2 separate regions of the Homo sapiens genome follow, and region 1 is linked to region 2. Evidence: chromatin loops called from intact Hi-C (ENCODE). Cell type or tissue: IMR-90. All regions are shown on one strand. Links, peaks and the distances in the headings refer to the core of each region. The heading gives the core; the rest is flanking DNA.

The links. A loop is a pair of places that touch in the nucleus more often than their neighbours do. Peaks named below come from ENCODE experiments on the same cell type or tissue, not always from the same donor. Only the 100,000 strongest peaks of a DNase experiment are listed, where the experiment ranks them.
Region 1: it touches region 2 in a loop (19-fold over the local background); 22 of 110 quality-filtered maps call a loop at or near these places.

What each region holds. Positions count from the first base shown.
Region 1 is chr20:9,907,657-9,919,699 of GRCh38, forward strand. No RefSeq gene overlaps it. Among named protein-coding and RNA genes, the nearest start is that of PARAL1, 73 kb to the right of the region's middle. RefSeq lists enhancers at 11,827-11,886, 11,897-11,996. In IMR-90, for the core only: a CTCF peak has its summit at 5,387 (motif pointing left); no DNase peak of the experiment used is centred there.
Region 2 is chr20:9,401,940-9,413,982 of GRCh38, forward strand. It overlaps PLCB4 (phospholipase C beta 4), which reads left to right. Exons shown (of 40, transcript NM_001377142.1): 21 at 3,374-3,409; 22 at 5,978-6,119; 23 at 6,694-6,778; 24 at 7,118-7,242; 25 at 9,098-9,149. Among named protein-coding and RNA genes, the nearest start is that of LAMP5, 110 kb to the right of the region's middle. In IMR-90, for the core only: a CTCF peak has its summit at 6,318 (motif pointing right); DNase peaks (open chromatin) are centred at 6,342, 6,812, 7,642 and 8,272; H3K27ac peaks cover 299 bases.

The DNA.
Region 1 (12,043 bases), core at 2,096-10,095, 510 kb after region 2:
TACATAATCCTATGACAGTATACTATTGTCTCTAAAGAGAGCTACAAATTTAATTTTGAGTTTGTGTTATATAAATCATGCAATTCCATTAGTATGTCTTCGTGCTGTGATCTAAATTCACAAAATCTGATCCCATCCTAAGATGCTGATATTCTGCTATTCTCTGCTAATGATACAATCAGAAACAAATATTTTGTTCGTCTTTGTATTTCATTTTGGTCAGAATTGCCTAGAAGCAGAGCCTGAGACAGAGATTCAAGACTAGGTGACTGAGGAAGAGTTCTCAGGAGGAAAGGAGTAGAGGAACAGGTCAGAACGTGAGAAAAAACTTAAGCAAGGACACATTCTCAACTGGCCTCCGGCCTCAGCCTCATCCCACGGGGAGTTCTGCAGTGTGAGTTGTACCCTTCTCTCCTGATCTCTCATACCCATGTCTATCAGTCATTGCTTGCTGGATATCCCCTTCCACCTGAAGGGAGGGTTATAACCTACTGTAGAGGGCAGCTCCCATTGGCCAAGGGCAATTCCGTGCAGAACAGGGCAGTTATGCATCATTGGCAACCAGTGTTTATAGAACTTGAGATATGGGTACTCTGGCAGATGGGTGCACCAGCCTGACAGTGAAGATCCAAAAGCATCCCCCCTTCTCTTTTCCATCCTGGAAAACTTCCTGATTGCTTCATCTTGCATTGTTCTTTATTTTTTTATTTTTAATTTTTGGAAGTACATAGTAAGTGTGTATATTTGTGAGTCACATGAGAGATTTTGATACAGGCATGTGATGCCTAATAATCATTTTAGGGTAAATGGAGTATCCATCACCTCAAGCATTTATCATTCATGCTACAAACAATCTAATTATAATTTTATTTATTTAAAAATGTACAATTACATTATTTTTACTTAGTCAATCTGCTGTGCTAGCAAATAAAAGTCTTCTTCATTCTTTCTAACTATTTTTTTGTACCGATTAATCATCCCCACTTCCCCCAGGACCCCCATCCGCACTACCCTTCCAGTCTCTAGTAACCATCCTTCTATCTCTATCTCCACGAGTTCAGTTATTTTAATTTTTATCTCCCACAAATAAGTGAGAACGCCTTGCAGTATTCTTAAATAATTACTTCCTTCTTCTCCTTCAGAAAAGCTCCTTCTCAAGCTCTTCTTCGTTCCACTCCTGAAAGACATGAGTGATTGTATAAGTCTTTTAATAATTGACCCAACCTGTGAATGAGTAATGGCTTATCAAGAAAGAATAGACATTTAAATTTTGTGATCAAGGCACAATAATATAAAGTTTGTGCCCTGAGCCCTGTCACATTTGTTGTTGTACAAATGACTACCAGGATTTTTTAGTCTACTTTTTTTTTTTTTTTTTTGCTACTATTGGCTATTCTATAAATAGCTTGGGGCATTCTGTAAATAGCTTTGTCTTTCTATTTCTAGCATCCAACATGGTTTCTTGCATGGGACAGACATTCAATAAATGCTCATGAATAACTGAATGAATTAAAGAATAATGGGGTGGCTGTTGAGATATGAATGTTTACTGTAAGACTGTGAAGATTCAAAAGATTAAAAGTGTATAAGGGCCAGGCAGGTCATGTCAACAAGTAAAAGTGATTGTGGCCAACTGGAGAGCAACATACAATAGCCTATGAGGGCCAAAACCTTCAGCTTTCCCAGATCATGAAAACTGTTTGAGAATGCTGACATTGATATTTTGATACTTTATCCTAAAAATAAAATCTAGAGATACAAAATTGTATCTGAAACTTCCTTATTTTTAGATGTTGACAGATAGCCTAACTAACAACAACTAACATTATAGGAGCCAATCCATACTTGTATTAATTGAATTTCACTTGGGAAATTTTTGGTTTGTTTCCACTGCCATGGAATATTTCCTGGTTGGTAATTATCATTTGTTTCACTTTCAGTGAACAACTAAAAAACTGAGAGAACAAAAGAGCAAAAGTCTTCTATCATCTTCTTCCAAAACCTACTATTCAAAAGTAGCTCAATCAAGAGCATCTTTCGATTTTCTCTATAAGATTCTGCTTTGAGTCTTTTCCTGTCTTATGGCAGCTTTTTATTCCACCTTCTTTATTCCTGTATATACTTTGGAGGTTATTATTCTCAATTCCTCAATTCCTCAATTCCTTGGCCTCCTTTGTCTTCTTACTCAGCTCATGGAGTTCTTATTCCCCCTTCCATAAACCTTGAGGAGGTCCATGGCTGTGCTTCAAAATGGATCTGTGAACACCTGGGAATTCCTTTGCAAGATGGTATGTATGTGCTTATGTGCATTTTTATGTGGAGAAAATGGCGATTTCTATCACATTCTAAAAGGAGTACCCCATGTCCATTCACTTTTTTTTTCTTTTTTTGAATTTTTATTTTAGAATCAGGGAGGATATGTGCAGGTTTGTTACAACGGTATATTGTGTGATACTGAGGTTTGCAGTATGAAGGAATCCATCACCCAGGTAGTGAGTATAATACAAAATAAGTAATTTTTCAGCCTTTTCTCTTCTCCCCCACCAGTAGTCCCTGCTATCTATTGTTCCCATCTTTATGTCCTTGTGTACTCAATGTTTAGATCCCACTTATAAGTGAGAACATGTGGTATTTGGTTTTCTTTTTCTGCATTAGTTTCCTTAGGATAATGGTTTGCAGCTGCATCCATGTTGCCACGAAGGACATGATTTTGTTCTCTTTTATGGCTGCCTAGTATTCCATGGTGTATATGTAACACATTTTCTTTATCTAATCCACCATTAATAGGCACCTGAGTGGATTCCATGCCTTTGCTATTATGAATAGTGCTGCAGTGAACACACATGCTTGTATCTTTTTGGTAGAATAATTCATTTTCCTTTGGATATAGCTAGTAATGGGATTGCTGAGTTGAAGGATACCTCAACTCTTAGTTGAGAAATCTCCAAACTGCTCTCCACAGTGGCTGGACTAATTTACATTCCTGCCACAGTGTATAAGTTTTTCCTTTCCTCTGCAGCCTCAGCAACATCTTTTATTTTTTGACTTTTTAACAAAGCCGTTCTGATGGGTGTGAGATAGTATTTCATTGTGGTTTTGATTTGCATTTATGTGATGATTAGTGATGACGAGCATTTTTTCATGTTTGTTAGCTACATGTATGTCTTCTTTTGAGAAGTTTCTGCCCATGTCCTTTGCCCACTTTTCTATGGAGTTGTTTTTTTTTTTTTTTTGGTTTTTGGTTTTTGGTTTTTTTTTTTTTTTTTTGCTTGTTGATTTGCTGAAGTTCCTTATAGATTCTGGATATTAGACCTTTGTCAGATGTGTGGTTTGTGAATATTTTCTCCCACTCTGTGTGTTGTCTGTTACTCCCTTGATGGTTTCTCATGCTGTGCAGAAGCTCTTTAATTATGTCCCATTTGTCAACTTTTAGTTTTGTTGCAAGTGCTTTTGAGGATGTAGCCATAAATTATTTGCCAAGGCTGACATTGAGAAGGGTATTTCCTAGGTTTCCTTCTAGGATTTTTATAGTTTGAGGTCTTACAGTTAAGTCTTCAATCCATCTTGAGTTAATTTTTGTATATGGTGATAGGTCGGAGTCCAGTTTCATTCTTCTGCCAGTTATCCCAGCACCATCTATTGAATAGACAGTCTTTTCCCCATTGCTTATTTTTGTCAACTTTGTTGAAGACCAGATGGCTGTAGGTATGTGGCTTTATTCCTGGGTTATCTGTTCTATTGGTCTATGTGTCTGTTTTTGAACCAATGCCATGCTGTCTGTTCACTTTTGAAGCTTCATGTACACTTGCCTGGACCTTATAGCTGGTCATAACATGGTTTCTTCCCCTTAGTTTAGAAAATATTTCAGTGGATCCCCAATGCCTCCATTCTTAGATTTTGATAATCTAAGAATGCAAATTCTTTAGATTAGCATTCAGGATCCATTACCATCACTTACAATCCTTGTGCCCTATGTTCTGTCAATAGCAAACTATTCACAATCTCAAGTTCCCTCGTGCTTCTGTTTGTAAGTATGTCCCCAGCACCTCCCAACCTCTCATCCACCTGCGTAAGTGTAGCTAATAAGTGCCCTTGGGTTGGGTTTCCCAGAAGTTGACCCTAAGACAAGAACTTGAGTGTGAGTTTTTAATGTGGAAGTTAATGCCAGGAAGCACTAGTAGGGAAGAGGGAAGTGAGACAGAGAATGGAAAGAATCTGATAAAGTGTGTGTTATCAAACCAGTTACCACCGTGGGCAAGAGGAGAAACTCTGTCCTGCAGAGGAACTCTAAAGGACAGTGTAGAACAACTTCAGAGCTGTCTCAACTGCAAAGTCAGAAAGCTGGGATATTTATCCATCAACTCCTGGAAGTCACTGGTTGAGGACTTCTTTGGGGAAACTAAGGCAGTAATTGGGTGTGTTCCAAAGCCAGGAAGAAGCCGTCAGGTGGTGAATGTTTGATGTTCCGGGTAAATTGTCTGTAGCATAGAAGTTGAGTGTTGAGGGAATATGGGACGATCAGTTACATGGGTGAGGAGTGTCACTCTACTGCAGCAAGTTGATCACTTGCCTTCTCCAAGCCTAAGCTATATCTTTTATATCCTAATTTTCAGCTCTTACTCATTGTCTAGCAGAGCGAATGTTTACCCATGATCAGTGAATAAATGAAGTGTATTTCCCAGGCTTATTCAAGCTCTTTATTTGAAAAATATGAGCATGCGGAACAATTTCAAGTTGACCTGGACATTTGAACTCTACCTGCAAGCACAGATCTGGAACATCACTGCCTTTGACTGGGGCATTGGAGTAAAGTCGTTATCCCTGCCTATTGCCCAGAAAATAATCTGTGTCCTTCCACATAGCATGTACTTTTTCAGCAAACTCAAAGCAAGCTAACTTTGTGGCCAGACTCACTACAATTGATCAGTTTTATTAAAGCCACGCGTAAGAGGCAGCCTTTTAATCCTCAAAGTAATTCCCAGTGTGAGCCTTTCAAGGCTAATCACCCTAGTGATTGAACAGGGTGAGAAGAATGAACCACTTTCTGACCTTTTAGTGAAGTCAAGTGCAGGATAATGCATGGATCATTTTCTTGATGATTTTATCTTGACACAACTGAATTTTTCTTAGGAAAGATTACAGCCAGACTTTTGGTGTTAAAAGTCTAAAGAAATACTTTTAGATTCACGAGTGGAAGTTCCTACATGTTTTTCTAGAAGATGTTAGGAGTCACAAGCTCAAAGACATTAAAGAAGAAAGGTCATTTTAATTATTCTACAAATATAGCTGTACTTTTTATTTCCACTTATTACTTTTTTCTCTAGAAATGGCTTTTTATGCTAATACTCCTATTTCGCTAGCATTGTGAGCGAGTGCTCCACCTGTCGGCCACTGCTGACATTACACCATAATTAAGCCGTATTTTGTTTTCTTTCAATGCGGCCTCCTGCTGGAACATGCTTTAGAGCAGTAGTTATTAAACCCAGAATCACCTGGACAACTAACAAAGAACACGACCAGGTTTCCTGAAGTACGACGGGGCCTGAGCTTTTGTATTTTTACTAAGTTCTGACCTTCACTGAAGTTGGAGGATCACTGCTGTTGATCATGCACACCAGATTTTCTCACTTTGAGCAATTGTTTCATGCAGAACACTAATGACAAATAATTTTAAATGTATATCACTCAAAAAGTTAATAAAAACAATAAAAGAAAATGGAAAGCATGTATTACAAAAACAAATTAATACTATTTTAGTATTAATCTAATTAGGAAACATTTCATTGTGTTTCAATGCTGAAGAAGCACTAAATAAATGCTCATGGAACTTGCAGGTTAGTCTCACAATAGGTGTTTACCAAATACTGATCTAGAATGTCACAACCTTCCTTTATTTAGTCTTCACTGCCAAGTTTTACCTTTAAATCAAGTTCCTCTACACTCTATAGTCCAAATTTCCCTTCCAGCCCAAGCTCCATTTTCTGATCATTTAAGTTATCTTTATTTAAAAGGCATTTATGTATTTCTATAATTCTGTACATAATTTACTATTGCTTGATCTAAATAATTAAATTTAAGCCAGTCAAGTCATATTATAAAGGAGACTGCAACTCAAAAGATGATTTGCATCTAAAGCAAAATTTTATTTTTATTTTTTTTTATAATCTTAACTTTTAGATTCAGGAGGTACATGCACAGGTTTGTTATCTGGGTATACTGCATGATGCTGAGGTTTGGGGTGCGATTGATCCCATAACCCAGGTACTGAGCATAGTACCCAGTTAGATTTTATTTATTTATTTTAATTTTTTTAAAGTTTTATATTTTTTTTCCATAACTTATTTGGGTACAGGTGGTATTTGGTTACATGAGTAAGTCATTTAGTGGTGATTTGTGAGATTTTTGTGCTCCCATCACCCAAGCAGTATACATTGCACCATATTTGTACTCTTTTATCCCTTTCCCCCATCCACTTCTCCCCCCAAGTCTCCAAAGTCCATTGTATCATCCTTATGCCTTTATAGCAAAATTGTAAACATTAAGTTTGAACCTCAAAATTAATTTTCTCAGCTCAAATATGAACAATTTCAGGTCAGCGTACATTTAAAAATTCTGCAAAAATAGTAAAGCTTACCACTTCAAACCAACTACTGTGGTTAAAATGAAAAAGAAAGTCAAACCAACAGAGTAACCACACCAAATGTTTGTGAGAATATATAGAGCTACTAGAATTCTCATACATTGCTGTTTTGGGATATAAACTGGTACAATCAATTTCAAAAAAAGAAAAGTATTTTGTAAAGTTAAAACATTTACAACCTGATGCTCCTGGAAGAAAATGTATCTAAGAGAAATGAAAACATGTGTCGACAAAAAGACCTGTGCAAGAGTTTTCATAGCAGCTTTATTGATAACAGTCAATCTGTTATAACAGCCAGAATCTGTTATAACCTAAATGCCCATCAACAGGAAAATGGATAAATTATGTTACATTCACATAATAAAATACTACTCAGCAATACAAAAGGATGAACTACTGAGACACACAACGTGGTGAATCTCACAATCATTATGCTGAGCAAAGAAAGATAGACACAAACAGGTACTTAATGTATGATTTCATTTCTATGAAGTTCAAGAACAGGCAAAATTAATACATGGTGATAGAAATCAGAACAGAGGTTACTTATTGAATTGACTGAAATGAGGCATAAGAGAATGAGGCATAAGATGACCAAAATTTCTATTTGGGAAATGCTACATTTGTCAAAATTCATCCAATTTTATATTTAAAAGCTAGGCATTGCTCTGTTTATACATTTTACGTCAAGAAAAATGAAAAAATATGGGATTTTGAATCAAGTGAAATGTTCAAGTCATCTATTTATTGTCTTAAACAATGAGAAAGCCTGGTGGAGGCCTATGAATTGTCCTTTGCACTGCTATGAAGTGTGGATGTGTGTGTTGCGTGCATGCATGCGTGTGCTCATGCATATGGTAAGGATGCTAATAAACCCAAAGCTGAAAAGGATCTTGCAAAGGTAGAGGTGAAAAGCTATCTGGATTTTGTCTAGGGATTGAAGTTAGAGATATTGATCCAAGACAAAATGCACTTTCTTGAACCAGGAGAGTCTGAATATCTAAATCTTGGGTGCTCAAGTCCTTTCTCAAAGGAGTGAAAGGCAAGTTGTTTATTCTAGGTGAAAGCCAAGGTTATTTACTTAGGTCTAGAAATAAATGCACAGCAAAAACCATAGGTGAAAGAAAGAGTGAAAACAGATGAGTTCCCCAGGCTTTGGGAAGAGGTTCAAGTAGGTCAGAAGGTGATGGGCATCCTCCTGTTGGTGAGATCTCAGCATACCTGGGAAAGGGTGAAATGATGGATAAGGAGGTGGGGGACTTGGCACTGGAATTAAACCCATGATCTATCCTCTAAGTGGCTCCTTGAGTTTCTCAATGAAGCTTCACCAGAACCCAAATCAGAGGCAGCTACTATTTCACTGACAAATCAGATGATTCTCTAAGACTAGGTGGAGGACCATACATTGGGCAGGTTCATTTCTGGATAAATTTCCTCTGTTAAGGGAAAAGAAAGACATCAAAGGTGAATATGTCATCAGTAGAGACGACAGCAAATATGTTTCCAATTTTAGTGTACTGGTCAAAAGAACCATCTTGGCTGACTGCAGTGGTTCTTAAGCCTGGATGTGATGTAATCGTATGAAATGCTTCAAAAAATACCCATAACCTGAGCCCCACCCACAGAGATTCTGATTGAATAGGTCTACAACGGGCCTAGGTAACTCTAATATGTGACCAGGATTGGTTTACAGCAGTGGTTCACAAAGTGTGGTTCTTAGACCAGCAGCATAAGCATCACCAGAGAATTTCTTTCTTTTTTTTTCAGACAGAGTCTTGCTCTGTCACCAGGCTGGAGTGCAGTGGCGCGATCTCGGCTCACTGCAAACTCCGCCTCCTGGGTTCAAGTGATTCCCCTGCCTCAGCCTCGCAAGTAGCTGGGACTACAGGCGCGTGCCACCACGCACGGCTAATTTTTTGTATTTTAGCAGAGATGGGGTTTCACCATGTTGGCCAGGATGGTCTCAATCTCCTGACGTTGTGATCTGCCAGCCTCGGCCTCCCAAAGTGCTGGGATTACAGGTGTGAGCCACCGTGCCCAGTCAAGAATTTCTTTAGAAATTTCAGACCTCACCCTAGATCTACTGAATCAGAAACTTGGAAACGAGGCCCAACCATCCTTGTTTCATCTAGCCCTCTTGGTGATTCTAATGTATGATATAGTTTGTCCCCCAAGTTAGAAATTTTGTTGCAGGGGGGATTTTCATGATTATGTATTCCTGGATTGAGTTTTAGAGTCTCTAGTTTTTGGAGTATTTCTCTTTTTATGCATTGGTATTATTTTTTATCTCAAGCAATGATGGGCTTTCTTATGAATTGCGTGCGGATGTTGCTAATTTCTGCAATTCTTCCTCTGTTTCTTGAATTCTCTGCATCTATAATTTGTATCTCCTTTGCAGCTGATTGCTTTTGCTCTCTTTTCCCATATATTCTCTTCCTAAATCAGCTGCTTTTACAGAAGTATGTCTTTATGTCCCTTCAGGATTTCTACACTGTGCTGCAAGGTTTTGCATTCATTTTCCAGGAGAGCTTTGCTGAATGCAGTGAGCAAAACTCACTTTCTTTATTTGTTCTTCCAGTCCATGCTTGGTTGACACCTCATCCTTCAGCTTGGATGGGAAATGGCCTCAATCTTCTCTAGCTATTGTTAATGAAGATTCTCCCCAGGAGACATATCTCATCTGTCATCTCTGATTTATTTTATCTTCTCACTCTGGTGATTTGCCAGTTATTTCAGCTGCCCAATGCAATTATTCAAAATGTCCAATTCTTTTTCGTGTATGGTAAAAAAAAACAAGCTTCCTCTATGTCTTTCCGAGTTTTATAATAAACTGTAATTTGATTAGTTCTCTCAGCCAAGTGTTCCCTTCATCCAGTTTTCTGCTTCCTGTGGTACTGCTCCATGCCCTCTTTAGGTCTAGATTTTTCTCTTTAACCTTCAGAGGCCAGACTTCCTCTTCTCTTTGCCGAGCTTAGCTTCACCAAGGCTTTTATTCACTTTGAAAGTTTCAAAAAAATCCTTGAAAATATTTGTGATATTTTTATCAAGCTTTTGCCTTCCAACACCTTGTTCTAGTTGTTTGATTTTGTTTTATTTGTTTTCTTTTGTGTTCTACATTTTGCACTTCCTAGTTTTCCCAAAACAACAAGTACACTTCCTACCAGCATTTCACTGGCTATTTTATTCATTTTTGAAAAGATTCTAGTTGGAAACTTTATGCAGTTCCTTCTTCAGAGGGGTGTTTCTTTTGTATCTTGATCTTCACTCCTCAAAAAAGTCTTTGCTACTTTTTTTGTTCATATTTGACAATCTTTATTGATTTTAAGGTAGTCTTAAAGTTTGATAAAACTGTTGTGCTGTCGTTCGTTTTTTTTGTCTCTTTCTAGAAGAAACACCCTCTGGAAGAAAATGGCTGATGAACAATTTCTTGATAAGGCACTATGAGTTATTGACTCACAAGGCCCTTCATGAAAATCAGGGTTGCCCTGCTGTCTACAGGGAATGTAGCTTGTGGCATCCCATGATCTATTGCTTCAGGCCTGTTTGGAAGAATCACATTCTTCACGCCTGAAACACCTGGTTGCTCTTCTGTATTTACTTGTTTCTGTATTTGTTGTTTCTTTGTTGTCGTAGAATCACTAGCCTCTCCCAATAGGCCAAAACCATCTTTCGAGTACGTGTTATCTCAATTTCTGCATTTTCTAGAGGCCTCTTATTTTCTTCTGCTAATTATTCTCATTCATTTTATTTACTTGAGTCTTCAGTATCAGAAGTCTCTTGCATTCTCAATGATGTATTTTTCAATGACAGAAGAATGTTCTTCTAGAGCAGGAACTGGCAAACTATGATTCATGGGCCAAATCTGGCCCCACCACCTATTTTTGTAAATGAAGTGTATTTATAAATAATGTTTTGTAAATAAAGTTGCAAATGAAGGAAATGCAGCTATCTCCATTAGTTTGAGTATTGTCTTCTTTTTTCTTTCTTTCTTTTCTTTCTTTTTTGAGACAGTGTCTCCCTCTGTCACCTAGGCTGGAGTGCAGTGATGCAGTCGTTTGAGGCTACACTGTAGCCTGTAGAGACAGGGTCTCTTTATATTGCCCAGGCCAGTCTCAGACTCCTGAGCTCAAGCAATCTTCCCGTCTCAGCCTCCCAAAGTGCTGGGATTACAAGCATGAGCCACCATACCCCATCTATTTGCATATCGTCTATGACTGCTTTCACACTATAAAGTCAGGGTTGAGTGATTATGGCAGAGACCATAAGACCGCTGACCATATGAAAAATACTGCCTTGCTCTTCACAGAAACAGTTTGCAGACATCTGCTCTGCAGCTTTCTCAATACCAAGTGCAACTCTTTGCTCTAATGAAGTGGGTTGGCACCTGGCCCTGCTGGGTCATTCTCTGATTTTCTGTATGCCCCCTTGGGCTTGGACTCGTGGATATCACCTTCAGGTATTTAGTAGGCTTACTAATTTCCTTCCTAGTTTCAAGTATGGGCTTTTTCAAACGATGTCCATTGAGGAATTTCTCAGTCTGCCCTCATTCTCACCCATATCCTGAGCTATCTTTCTTGCTGCAAAGTATCAAAGCCTCAGTTTCTTTATAAAAACAAGCACATTCCTTATCTGTTGGCAGTTCTCACATGCTTAAAATAACCGTTTGCATTAGGTGGACACTGAAGAGAATGAGAATTCAACCCACATAATTTTTAATTTTCCACGTTTCACATCTCTCAAAGCACATCTTGTCTGAAGGACATATAAAGATATACTATGAAGGCACTGATGCAAAAAAAAGTGCAGAAGTTCCAAAAACATCAAAATATAATATATAATCAGCTTATATTTTAGTATATTACAAGATGATTCTAATTCTCTGCCCCTTTCTGAATCCACTGTCTTTCCAATGTGACTTTGCCACTCTTCTTACCAAGAGATTTTCCCACCCAGTGACTCTGAACTGGCCTTGGGATTAGCTTTGGTGAATAGAATGAGCTAAAACTGGTGTTGCAGTTTTGAGGCTGGGCCTCCAGAGACTTTACTTTCATTTTTATTCTTCTATCCTGGCCACCACTAGCAGAACAAGCCTGAGCTAGCTTGCAAAAGGATGAGAGGCCCTTAGAAAGAGAGTTGAATTTTTCAGGACAAAACCATCCTAGAGCAGAGGCTTCAAACCAACCCACCAGTGGACCTTTCCCCTAACCGAATGACAGTTCTGCAGTAATTCTTTCGAAACCGAAGTCTCCTGTCTCATTTCCCTATTTTTTTTTCACTTCAGTATTTGGTCTAAACCTTTAAACTTCATGCTATAGTGTAAATGATTAATAGACAAAGTATTTTTCTTATTAACAGAACTCTGCATTTTAACTGAGATGATAGATATTTTATCTTTAAACAGAA
Region 2 (12,043 bases), core at 1,747-9,746:
CCCGAGTCTAGCCCTCATTTGAGAACTAGTCCTGCTAATTATATACCTTCCCCCTAAAGTACAGTAAGCATAAAAATGTTTCCAGATATTCAGCCAAGGAAAATAGTTATTCATATACTTACCTTTTGTCAGGCATAGTCTAGGCCATAATGACCTAAAAGTGTAAAACACACTTGCCTTCTGCCCTTAGGCAGCTCATGGCCCCCTGTAGTTTAGGGAAAGGGATCGGAAACAGCAAACAAGCAAGTAGTCAAATAACTATATAATTACAACTTACGGTGAGTGCAATTATGAACATAAACACGCATGCTGAAGAATAATGAAGTAGAAAGAATAAGGAAACCAGAACGCAAAGGGTCAAGAGGAATTGGCCATGCACAGAGGTTGATGAATCACTTTCCATGCGGAGGGACCACAGTAACAACAGCAAGGGCTGTGAGTAGAGTGGCTTGAGTGAGGGTGGAGTGAGACGAGATGAGGCAGGTAGGTGGGAACTGGGTGATGTAGGATTTTGGAGGCCATTATGAGAAATTCAAATATTCAGTGAAATGTGACACTACTGAAAAAGTTTAGAGAAGGGGGCAGTGTAGCCTGATTCAAGTTTTAAAAGATTGCTGTGGTTGCCATATGGAGACTAGTTTAGGAGGAAACAGGAGTGGAAGCAGGAAAAGCAGTGAGGACAGGCTGCTGCTCTAGGCCAGACGAGAGTCCCCGATGGTCAAACCAGACAATGCATCAGAGAGGACTGAGTGGCTTCAAGACATATTGAGAAATGGGACAGCCTACTGATGGATGGAATGTGGGAATGAGAGAGAAAGAAGAAGTGAGATGACCCTCTAGTGTCCTTGTTTGAGGAACTGGGTAGGTGATGGTACCATTTACTGGCATGGGGAAGACCGAAAGAGAAAGAATTCAGGAGTTTCAAATGGGATGACTATTTGAGATGCCTGTGAAGTATTCAAGGGGAGGTGTTCATATAGCATTGCCATCTGACTCTTTCTCTGGGTTCATTTCCTAACTGTCTAACTTTGGGTAAGTTACTTAACCTCTGTGTACCTTAGTTTCCTCATCTGCAAAGTGAAGACGATAACACCTATTTCATGGGGTCACTGTGAAGAGTGGATGGTTTGTGACATGTCAAGAGCTTAGCGTGGTGCCTGGTACATGGTAACTCCTGTAAAGGTATTAGTTGCTGGTATATTATCATCCTTTTCATCTTTATCATTGTCATTATCCTCATGATCACTGGCGTCATTATCACGCGTATATAGAAGACAGGTTGAGCTAGAGATACAAGTTGGGAGTTCAAAAGATCGTATTTGAAACAATGGAAATACTGAGATGATTCACAAGGAAAGGTGGAAAAGAAGGCCCAAGTGGAGCCCTAGTTAAAAGTGGAGCCAGAAAAGAAGAGCAAGGTATGGCTAGAGAAGTAGGAGGGAAATTAGGCAGTGACACCAAGAAAACCAGGAAAGAGAACAGTGTTAACAGAAGGACTGAGTGGTTGACTGTAGAATATGTTAAAAATCTTAGACAAATTAAATTTAACAGAGTTTAGTTGAGCAAAAAAAACAATTCCCAAATTGGGCAGGACCCAAACCAGAAGAGGTTCAGAGAAACTCCAGTGCAGCCATGTGGTGGAAGATTTTTTGGCAGAAAAAGGAAAGTGACCTACAGAAAACAGAAGTGAGGTACAGAAGCAGCTGTATTGGTTACAGGCTTATTTGCCTTATTTGAACAGAGGTTGAATAGTTGGCCACCTTTGATTGGCTGAAACTCAGTGATTGGCACATGAGTAGGTTCCAGTCTGTTTACACACCCATTCAGTCTACAGTTTACTATGTGAAAGTTTATGAAAAAACCTTTAGAATAGGTAAAGAGACACCTTTAGGCTAAACTTAATTTAACAAATGCTACTGACTGATTAAGTAAGAAGACTCAAGAGTGTCCTTTGGGTTGTTAGCATGGAGGTCGTTGGCAACCTTAAAGAGACATTTCAGTGGAGTGCCAGGCAGGGTGGTGACACTGGATCACACAGATATGAATGACTAGAGACTATGCTTTTGAGAAGTTTTGATGTGAAGGGGAGCAAGAAATGGACTGGTGGCCAAGGGCACCTGAGGAGTCAAGGGAGTGTTTTCTTTTTCGGATGAATGAATCTGGAGTGTGTTTGAAAACTTGGAAGTGGTGCAGTAGAGAGGAAGAGATTAGTTTTGCAGGAAAGAGAGGGGATAACTGCCTGGAATTCCTTGAGGAGGTGGAAGAGGGTGGGATTGCTGTGGTGCAAAGGTGTGGCCCTTCACAGGAGCAGGAACACCTGATTAGTGAAGACAGTGGATGAAGATGCAGGTAGGCAGATACATTTGGTGATAGGAAGAGGGGAGAGTATTTGTCTGATGAGCAAAGCCAAAGGAATATTGCCTTTACACACTATCTTTTCTGATATAGGGAATTGTGACTACTCTGAGAATATTGAACATCTATTAAGACTCAAGAGTATTGTTTTAATACAAAAATTAGCCAGGCGCCATGGTACGCGCCTGTAATCCCAGCTACTCAGGAAGCTGAGGCAGGAGAACTGCTTGAACCCAAAAGGCGGAGGTTGCAGTGAGCCAAGATTGTGCCACTGCACTCCAGCCTGGGCAACAGAGCAAGACTGTGTCTCAAAAAAAAAAAAAAAAAAAAAGTTGCTAAAGCCTTCATCAATATTGTCTTAGTGTCTTAGTCAGTTGGTGCTGCTATCACAAAAATACCATTGGCTTAAACAACTGAAAACTATTTGTCACCATTCTAGAGTCTAAGAAGTCTAAGATCAAGGTTCCACGCAATCAGTTCCTAATGTGGGGGGCCTTCTTCGTGTTTATGTCCTCATGTGGTGGACAGAGAATAAGGAGGCAAGCTCTCTCTTGGCTTGGCCCTCATGACCAAATTACCTCCCAAAGGCCCCATCTTCAAATGCCATCACATGAGAATTAAGGTTTCAGTATATGAATTGGGGACAGTATGGGGGGCTGCACCAGCAAACAGTCCATAACAAATACCCAGACATGAATGCTGAGTTACTCAAGAGTGACCATTCATGCTGCTTTTCCTAAGCCCCATGACTAAAGCACTAATTAAATAATTATAATAAAACATCTAAGTAGGTAAAGACTGTCCACGAAGGAGGGAAAGAGCATTAAGATTAGCCCTTCTGGTGCATAAAACAGTGAGGCCATCCATGGCTTTTTGTCATCAGTAATGTCCCACCTTAGCAAATAAATAGAATAACAAGTTTACCTACACTTATTTAAATATCTATGTATGTATGGCTAATAAATTTGGAATTTTGCCCTTTAGAGAAGTAAACAAATTATTTCCTTTCTCTAATTAGGCTTCAGATGACCTTGAACATGAAAACAACAAAAAGGTAACAAAATAATTCCCTTGCACATTTTAAATCAGATGCATCTAATTTAAAAAATCTTCAAAGGAAGGAATCAGTTGTGGTGAAAAAATGATTAAATCCTGATAAAAATCACAAAACTAGGGCAGATGAGTAAGATGATTTTCTAAAAGTAGGTATTTAATGCAGTAAGGCATTTTCTTCACTGGAATTAGAGATTTCATTCCTGCAGTGGAACTACATGATCATCAGCATATTGAATTTGAAAATAAAAATGAGTGAATAGGTCATCAAATCCATATTATAGCATAATAGAAAGGATGATCTTAGTTCCCACTACATTGACATTCTGGAAGATCACTGATTAATTTTACACTGCATAACTTCTAAGAGTATTATTTGATGTTATTAGCTATTGGCCTTATTGTAGGAAAGGTAAAGTTACATTTTCACTTTCTTTCATCCTCTTCAAAGTTCTTCAAGTGATCACAGTGGTTTTATTTAGTAAGTATTTATGGTTTATCCTACAACAGTGAGGCTGACAGCCACAGGCAGAAGTTTGCCTAATAACTTCATTCTCATACTTCAGAGGTTCGGAAAATACTGCCTTGCTGCCTGTGGGGTCCTATCCTATTTGAAGTTGAGATCGTATCTTCTCACCCTCTAAATATTAAACTTGAAAGAATTATGAATAAATATGGTCGCAGGCCTGTCCCAAAATATTTGTGAGTACATTACTCTCTTGTTCTAGAATTTCATAATTCATAATTTGGGTCAACAGTATACAGATTGACATTTGGTCATTGTCATTTATTAGCTAAGTTATTTTAATTCTCAAGGCATCAATCTTCTCATGTGGTCAGTGGGTAGGACTCTAATCCTCACTACACATCACAGACAGTAATGAGACTGTGTGTGCAAGAACTCATCCTGGTGCTCAGCTCATAGCACTGGTGGTATTTATTATTATTAAACACACATGGAAGGAACGGACATGGCCGTTGTTTGGTGGGGGAGCAGGAGGACACATTAAGAAAATGATAAAAACAAAAACAAAACCAAATTACATTACTTGATTATTGTTTCAGGCTTTTATTGGTGAAATCAGTTTGATAATTTAGAATGCTCAGATTGTTAAGTGATCAGTTAAGACAAACAAATTGACCATTTTTTTTTTTTTTTGAGATGGAGTCTCACTCTGTTGCCCAGGCTGGAGTGCAGTGGCGTGATCTCCGCTCACTGAAAGCTCTGCCCCCCGGGTTCACTTCATTCGCCATTCTCCTGCCTCAGCCTCCCAGTAGCTGGGACTACAGGTGCCTGCCACCATGCCCAGTTAATTTTTTTGTATTTTTAATAGAGATGGGGTTTCACAGTGTTCACCAGGATGGTCTCGATCTCCTGACCTCATGATCCACCCGCCTCAGCCTCCCAAAGTGCTGGGATTACAGGCGTGAGCCACTGCGCCCAGCATCTGACCATTTTTTAACTCATGGATTACATCATCCAACTAAGGAATTTATCCAACTAGATTCACTTTATGCAGGAAATTTAGCTTTGCAAAGTTCTCAGCAAAAATATTGATCACTTTTGAAGGTATTTTTGTTGTTGGTTTTATTGTTGTTTTTTCTATCAATAAATAAACTAATTTGTTTTCTTTTTTCTGTATGCAAAGTAATGCAGTTTCAATATGTCCTATGCAGCAAGTTATTAGGTTACTTTTAAGATTAAGTGCTTTTTAAATACTATAAACCACGTATGTATGTTGCTTACATTCTAGAGTGCTACAGTGAAACATAGTCCCCAAAGAGGCAGCATCATTAGCACCTGGGAACTAGTTACAGCAATGACTGGCCTCACTGCAGACTCACTTCAACAGAAACTCTGAGTGTGGGGCCCAGGAATCTGTTCTAGTTTAAAAAGTCTTCCAGGTGATTCTGATGCACGCTAATGTTCGAGAGTCACTATTTTTGATGTTGTGCCTCAATTTGTAAAAATATGATGCTATATCTATTTCATAGCATTGCTGTGAGGTCCAATATAGTAATTTCTTTTTTTTTTTTTTTGAGATGGAGTCTTGCTCTGTTGCCTGGTCTGGAGTGCAGTGGCACAATCTCAGCTCACCTCAACCTCTGCCTCCTGGGTTCAAGCGATTCTCCTGCCTCAGCCTCCCAAGTAGCTGGAATTACAGGCTCACGCCACCACACCCAGCTAATTTTTGGCATTTTTAGTAGAGATGGGGTTTTGCCATGTTCGCCAAGTTTGTCTTGAACTCCTGGCCTCCCAAAGTGCTGGATTAAAGGCATGAGCCACCGTTCCCGGCCAGTAATTTCTTGAATAAAGTCCCTTAAAAATCTAAAAATGTCCTACAAATGTAAGATAAGCTTAATATTTTATGATTACCTCCTTTTGCATTATTCAGAGCTACAACAGACACTAACTTCTTAAAGTATCCTTTAGCATAATTGAGGAAGAAAAAGCCTTTACCTTTCAATTTGTGTGTGTGCAATTATCTTTATTAAGGAAATCTGCAGCACGTATCCGTGGGTCCTACTGAAGTCATCAACTTATATGTTTTCTTCCTTGTGCTTGTAGGGCCTGGTCACTGTAGAAGATGAGCAGGCGTGGATGGCATCTTATAAATATGTAGGTGCTACCACTAATATCCATCCATATTTGTCCACAATGATCAACTACGCCCAGCCTGTAAAGTTTCAAGGTTTCCATGTGGCAGAAGGTAACACCAAAGGTTAAATGCAGTCGCCTTTTTTGCTTGATTTTCTTTTATGGTGCTGATGAGCTTTTATCTAATTTGTTGCCATTTTTCTTTGTGGGCATGGGGGCTGTTCCACCTCACCTTATTTTTGTTTCACAGACCATAGAAGCCACCTTGGTATGTGGTGACATTACATTGTCATTCACGACTTCAACCACAAGGTGGCGATGAGAGACTATGGATTTGTTAGTGCTGGGCATGTAGCTTCTTCTGTTCCCAAGTGCATTCACAAGACTCCTTTTAATCAAAAGCTGGTTTTCAAAAAAACATAAGAAGTATTTAAAAACTTCATTTCTGGGCTAGAGAAGCCATCGTAATCATCATTATCATCAAAAATTCATATTTCGGTGGTGGCTGAAAAGACAGATGTCTCCATCCACAGGATGTCAATGAAAGTAGGAGCTACTGACATGATAATGTAGCATTAGCCTCCAAGGCCTCATGATTCAGGGTGTAATTGCATTTATTTATTGCTGTTTTTCGGTGAGGGTTTGATGGCAGAGTTCCTGAATCCATCTTTGCTTTTCTTTTACAGAACGCAATATTCATTATAACATGTCTTCTTTTAATGAATCAGTCGGTCTTGGCTACTTGAAGACACATGCAATTGAATTTGTCAAGTATCCTTATGTATCAAGTGGAATGAGTGGTTGACTCACGTTGGTTTGGCAAGAGCCTCTGAAATAGATAAATGGCTAATATCTCATTCTGGTGGTGGAGTTCATAAAATGATATGTGGGAAAGACCATGGCAGCTGTGACAATCTGCCCAAATGAAAATTGTTTTTATAATCCACACAGTGAACTGTGATCTTAAGCATCATTTGTAAATGTGAAATCTGCTCTGTGCTGTCTACTTGTTTGTCATTGTTGGCCTAGACCTTTGTTGTTTTAGCTCTTTGTTGTTTATTTTTCTCTGCTGTAGGACTCTTTTTTTCTGTTTTCCTTAATAAGTTACAGTTATAACAAACGGCAAATGAGTCGCATTTACCCCAAGGGAGGCCGAGTCGATTCCAGTAATTACATGCCTCAGATTTTCTGGAACGCTGGCTGCCAGATGGTTTCACTGAACTATCAAACCCCAGGTAGGAGCTGATGTCCAGTGACCCCAAATTCCATGAGAACACTTTGACAGGATGGTGCCAGCACTTCCCATCAGTTGGCTGTGGGCATTTTTTAAAGGAAGCAGACATATGGCAAAGCAATGTGTTATTGGATTTATATAATGGTGAGAAATAAAAAAAAAAAAACCAAAATAGAGCAAACAATGGTAGAAGATAATGTGTTGTGATTGGAATTTAATTCCTTTCATAAATGCCATGACTATTCCTGCTAACCATTATCCCATATTCCAAAATATTTCTCATTTTTCTTCCTTTTGGATCAAAGTTGTTATCTTTGTTTCCAGAGGCAGAATTAAGTGAAAAGAATTTGAGTATCTTTGTACAGTAACAGCGACTCATTTCTCCTTTGGCAAACACCCTGACCACTGTGAACATTCAGCAAATATGACTGATGCAGGGGCACTTCACTAAACAAATACAGAATATTTTGAAGTAAATGCCACTAAAATGGTATATAAGGAGTTACATATTTGAAGAGGTACTAATCTATAACTTGGTCCTCCAAAGTGTACTCAAAGTCAGGTTTCCAATATATAATGACTTTTTTTTTCTGGAAGGAAAAGAGTAAATTTTTATAATTGATAAACACATTTTTAAAATTTTTGAGGTTTGCTTAAGAGCCTAGGATCACAGTATCAAGACTAGAGGTAGCAAAATAGAAATAGAATAGATAGAAATATGCCACAAACCCTCTTCACTGTAGATGGTCAATTCTACAGCATGGTTCTTACAACTGGTAAAATAAAACAAAACCAGAAAGCTCTTTTTTCCTTCAACTCTTTGCTATTAAGAGAACTGCCCATGCTTCCCAATTTGAGGATTTTTTAAAATCTATTTTGTATTTTAAGAATCCCTGTCACTTCGTTCCCTGCTATGTGGATTGAGTGGAAGATCCTTTGACTTTCATTCCTTTGGCATGAGTGTGAGCTGACTGTGCTTCTCATGCCTTGAAGGAGCCTCCCCAGTGACCAGAAGCTCCTCCTACTGGAGTCACCATTCTGCATGGGGTCCCCACAGTGCTTGCTAGGTTAGACTGTGACGTGATAGCTACCAATACAATCCTGAGTGTTTCTAGCTGGGGCCCAGTAACAAGGCTCTGATGACTTCACTTACTTAAAAAAGCCCAACTTGTGTTCTCAGTTGTCAGTGAGTCCATAATATGGATTAAATGGCTAACCCAGCTTATGTTTTATTCTATAATATTAGGTTTAAACACAACATTTTGAAGAGGAAAAAATATCCATCAGTTTACCCATTTCTTTTGCGGATGGGAAGAAAGAAAAAATGTTATTCACTTGCAAGACAGAAGTCAAAAGCCATGTGCTGCCAGTGTAGACCCCACTAGAGTAATTCCCCCTGCCTCCCATCCTGGAAGCATGCCACCAAGTTTTATGCGATACTTACCTAGTTCATTTTCCAGTCTTTTAAATCAAGTTTCATATTCACCCTCCCGGGTATCTCCAGGGTTCCTCTGCCCAGGGATCCTGAGACCCATCCTCTCCCACTGTAGCAGGTTGGATATCTCTACTCTCAATACTCATCAAACAATGGTGTGACTCCTATATTGAATCCAGTTTTAAAAGTGACCTTTAGCATGATCTTTATGAAAACACATTTTATGTTTAATTTAAATGAAACATGAGGTCAATTCAACATGGAAGAGAGTATGCCTTAAATAGACCAAGCAGAACCTTGTAGTATTAAAGAGGGACCTGTGGGCCTAGGAGCAATCTGATACCTATTGTTTCAAATCACCCCGTCAGGGTCTTTTTTGTCTAGGAAGACAAGATGCTAAATTATTTTTGTCTCTTGACAGATTTAGCGATGCAATTGAATCAGGGAAAATTTGAGTATAATGGATCGTGCGGGTGAGTAATATGATTTAAACTGTTTTCACCTAGATTGAGAACTCCATACTACAGCTCTAATGAAGCCATGTCATTTTCAATTAGGGGCTACAGAATTTAAGCTGGGTTTGAGGGATGGAATAGAAAGAAATGAAATACCTAGAGAATATTTGCACATATACATTCTTCATCTACCCCATTTTACTAAGCAGGTTTTGGGTTTTTTAAATCACAAGTGAAGCAGTTCATACATATGCTACAGTTTAATCCTCTCACTTTAAAATCAATAGTGGAGGATTTTATGTCTGGGACAGGTAATAATCCCTGCACACTTGGACATTAACTGGAGATGTAGGCATTAAATATGTGCATTTTACCTAGGACAAATCAAATAATGAAGTTAATTTCATATGTAATGAAGTTGTGGGTGTCGAGCTGAATTTCATTCAGTTGGGAATAAACCTTTGTCCTCTACTGATTCTTTTTTGTGTCTTGTAAGTAGCAGTTATCAAAGAATAATGCTGTGAATATTGTCCTAGTTTCCTTAAATAGCACTCTTGAAAACTGTGAACCAAGAAGTGAAATAGGAAATGTTAATTCTACAGAAACACTGAAAGGTTAAATGAAAATATAAAATTAGAATTCTCTTGAGATAAAAAAAAAAAAACACAACTATGTGGTCATCCCCTCACCCCACCTCAGCCTCATGCATCTGTCCCCAAACAAGTAAATATTAATAACTCCAGACCACTGCCCAAAGGCCTGTAGAGGAATCCAATGGAAAACTATCCCGTCATAATGATGCTATTAGGAATTTCTTCATGGTGGCTCACCTGATTGGATATCTTTTTATCACTGAACACTGCCAGTCAAGATAACATTTTTCAGTGGTTGTGAGTTAGGAATGACTTTTCAGCATGCACTCTGCCTCCCTCTGCCAGCCTGGTGAATGGTTCTCTGCCAATGTGGCTGCAAACACAGTGATTATGCTATTCCCCAAATCACCCACCACTTACATACCTGGAGCATGCCCTACATTTTCCTCTGCTGTGTGCTTTGGAAGAAAATAAATTGTGTAGCTGGGAAGAGAAAGATCTGAATTCATATTTCAGAATTTTGTGAAAGCAATTTTGTTATTTAATGCCAAGTGTTCCAACCCAGGAGATTTTGCGCATAAATTGCTTTGTAGACCTCCTCCTCTCCCAAGTAGTGGGCCAAGGCATCAAGCCCCAGGGGTTCAGCCCTGGACTGTCAGTAAAAGCCCTAGGCTGGGAGTCTAAAGATCAGGGTTTGAGCTCAGCTCCCAGCTGCTCCTAGTTCTTGCTGTATTGCCTAGAGCAGGTGTGTTAGACCCAGAGCCTCTCTTCTCTGCTTGATAAAATGAAGACGGTGACACCTGTCGCACAGGGTTTGTTGTACTCAAAGGAAAAAAAATGTCTTTTTTCTAGAACGAAACAGGGAACTGAAAAAGACTTTGTCCTTTGACAAAAACCGAGTCCTTTCTGATGAGACCCACCTTTGGGCTTCCCTCTCAGTCACTGTAGAATCCAGTCTGAGCAACAATCGTGCTAGTTCAGTTTAGTGAAAATCCCCAGCCCTTGGTATCTGACCACCCTGGATATCCTGTCACTTTGGCCTGCCTTCAGCAATAATCCTATCAAGTCAGTTTGGCCAGAAGTCCTTATCCTTGATGTTTCCTCATAGTAATTTTCCATCTGCTGGCGCTCACCTTACTCCATGGTTCTAAATCTCCATGTACGCTTGTTGGGGTAAGGGTTGAGCCCTTATACCTATCACCATGGCTCCCTACCCCTTTGAATAAAGTCCACTTTACCATGTTTAACAAGTGTTTGTGTACATTTTTTTCTTTAACAGTTTACGACAGCTCAGTCAGGTTGAATGAGTGTACGAAAGTACTTCAGGAACTGCACATTTCTGTGCAAAAGTGAGATTTAAGAAAAGCTTAAGGCCTTGTGATCAATCACACACACAGACATTGCAAAATTCAATGAGTGCTCTGTTCAGTCGTCCTTTAAGGACCCCAAGGAGTCAGCCTCAGCACTCCTGGCTCTTACAGGACCCGTCGGGCATGGCTGTGCTCACTTCTGAAAACTTGCAGTGGCCCGGTGATGCTTGAAGCACTTTCCTTGCCCACCTCAGCGATCACACCTAAGATGCCATCAGCTGTCTAACATGCCATGAGGAATCCTGGCAGCCTGGCCGGATGCAGGGAGTATTGTTTCTGTATAAAAAAAATCCTGACGGCTCGGCCCAGTGGCTCACACCTGGAATCCCAGCACTTTGGGAGGCCGAGGCGGGCAGTGGCTCACACCTGGAATCCCAGCACTTTGGGAGGCCGAGGCGGGCAGATCACAAGGTTAGGAGATCGAGACCATCCTGGCTAACACGGCGAAATCCCGTCTCTACTAAAAATACAAAAAATTAGCCGGGCGTGGTGGCGGGCACCTGTAGTCCCAGCTACTTGGGAGGCTGAGGCAGGAGAATGTCGTGAACCTGGGAGGCAGAGCTTACAGTGAGCCAAGATCGTGCCACTGCACTCCAGCCTGGGTGACAGAGCAAGACTCCATCTCAAAAAAAAAAAAAAAAAAAGTCCTGACAATCCTATGTTGTTTGTTTTTCCTAGAATTTCTGCTTAGCCATTATTAGCACGTGCAGTGTCTCACTCTCTCCACCGTTATTTATTTTTTCTTAAGACAGGGTTTCGCTCTGTCACCCAGGCTCAAGTGCAGTGGTGCAAACGTGGCTCATTGAGGCCTTGACATCCTGGGCTCAATCCATCCTCCCTCCTCCACCCCTCAAATAGCTAGGGGTGCCCACCACCACACATGGCTAGTTTTTTTATTTGTACAGATGGGGTTTCACCATGTTGCCCAGACTGGTCTCGAACTCTTGAG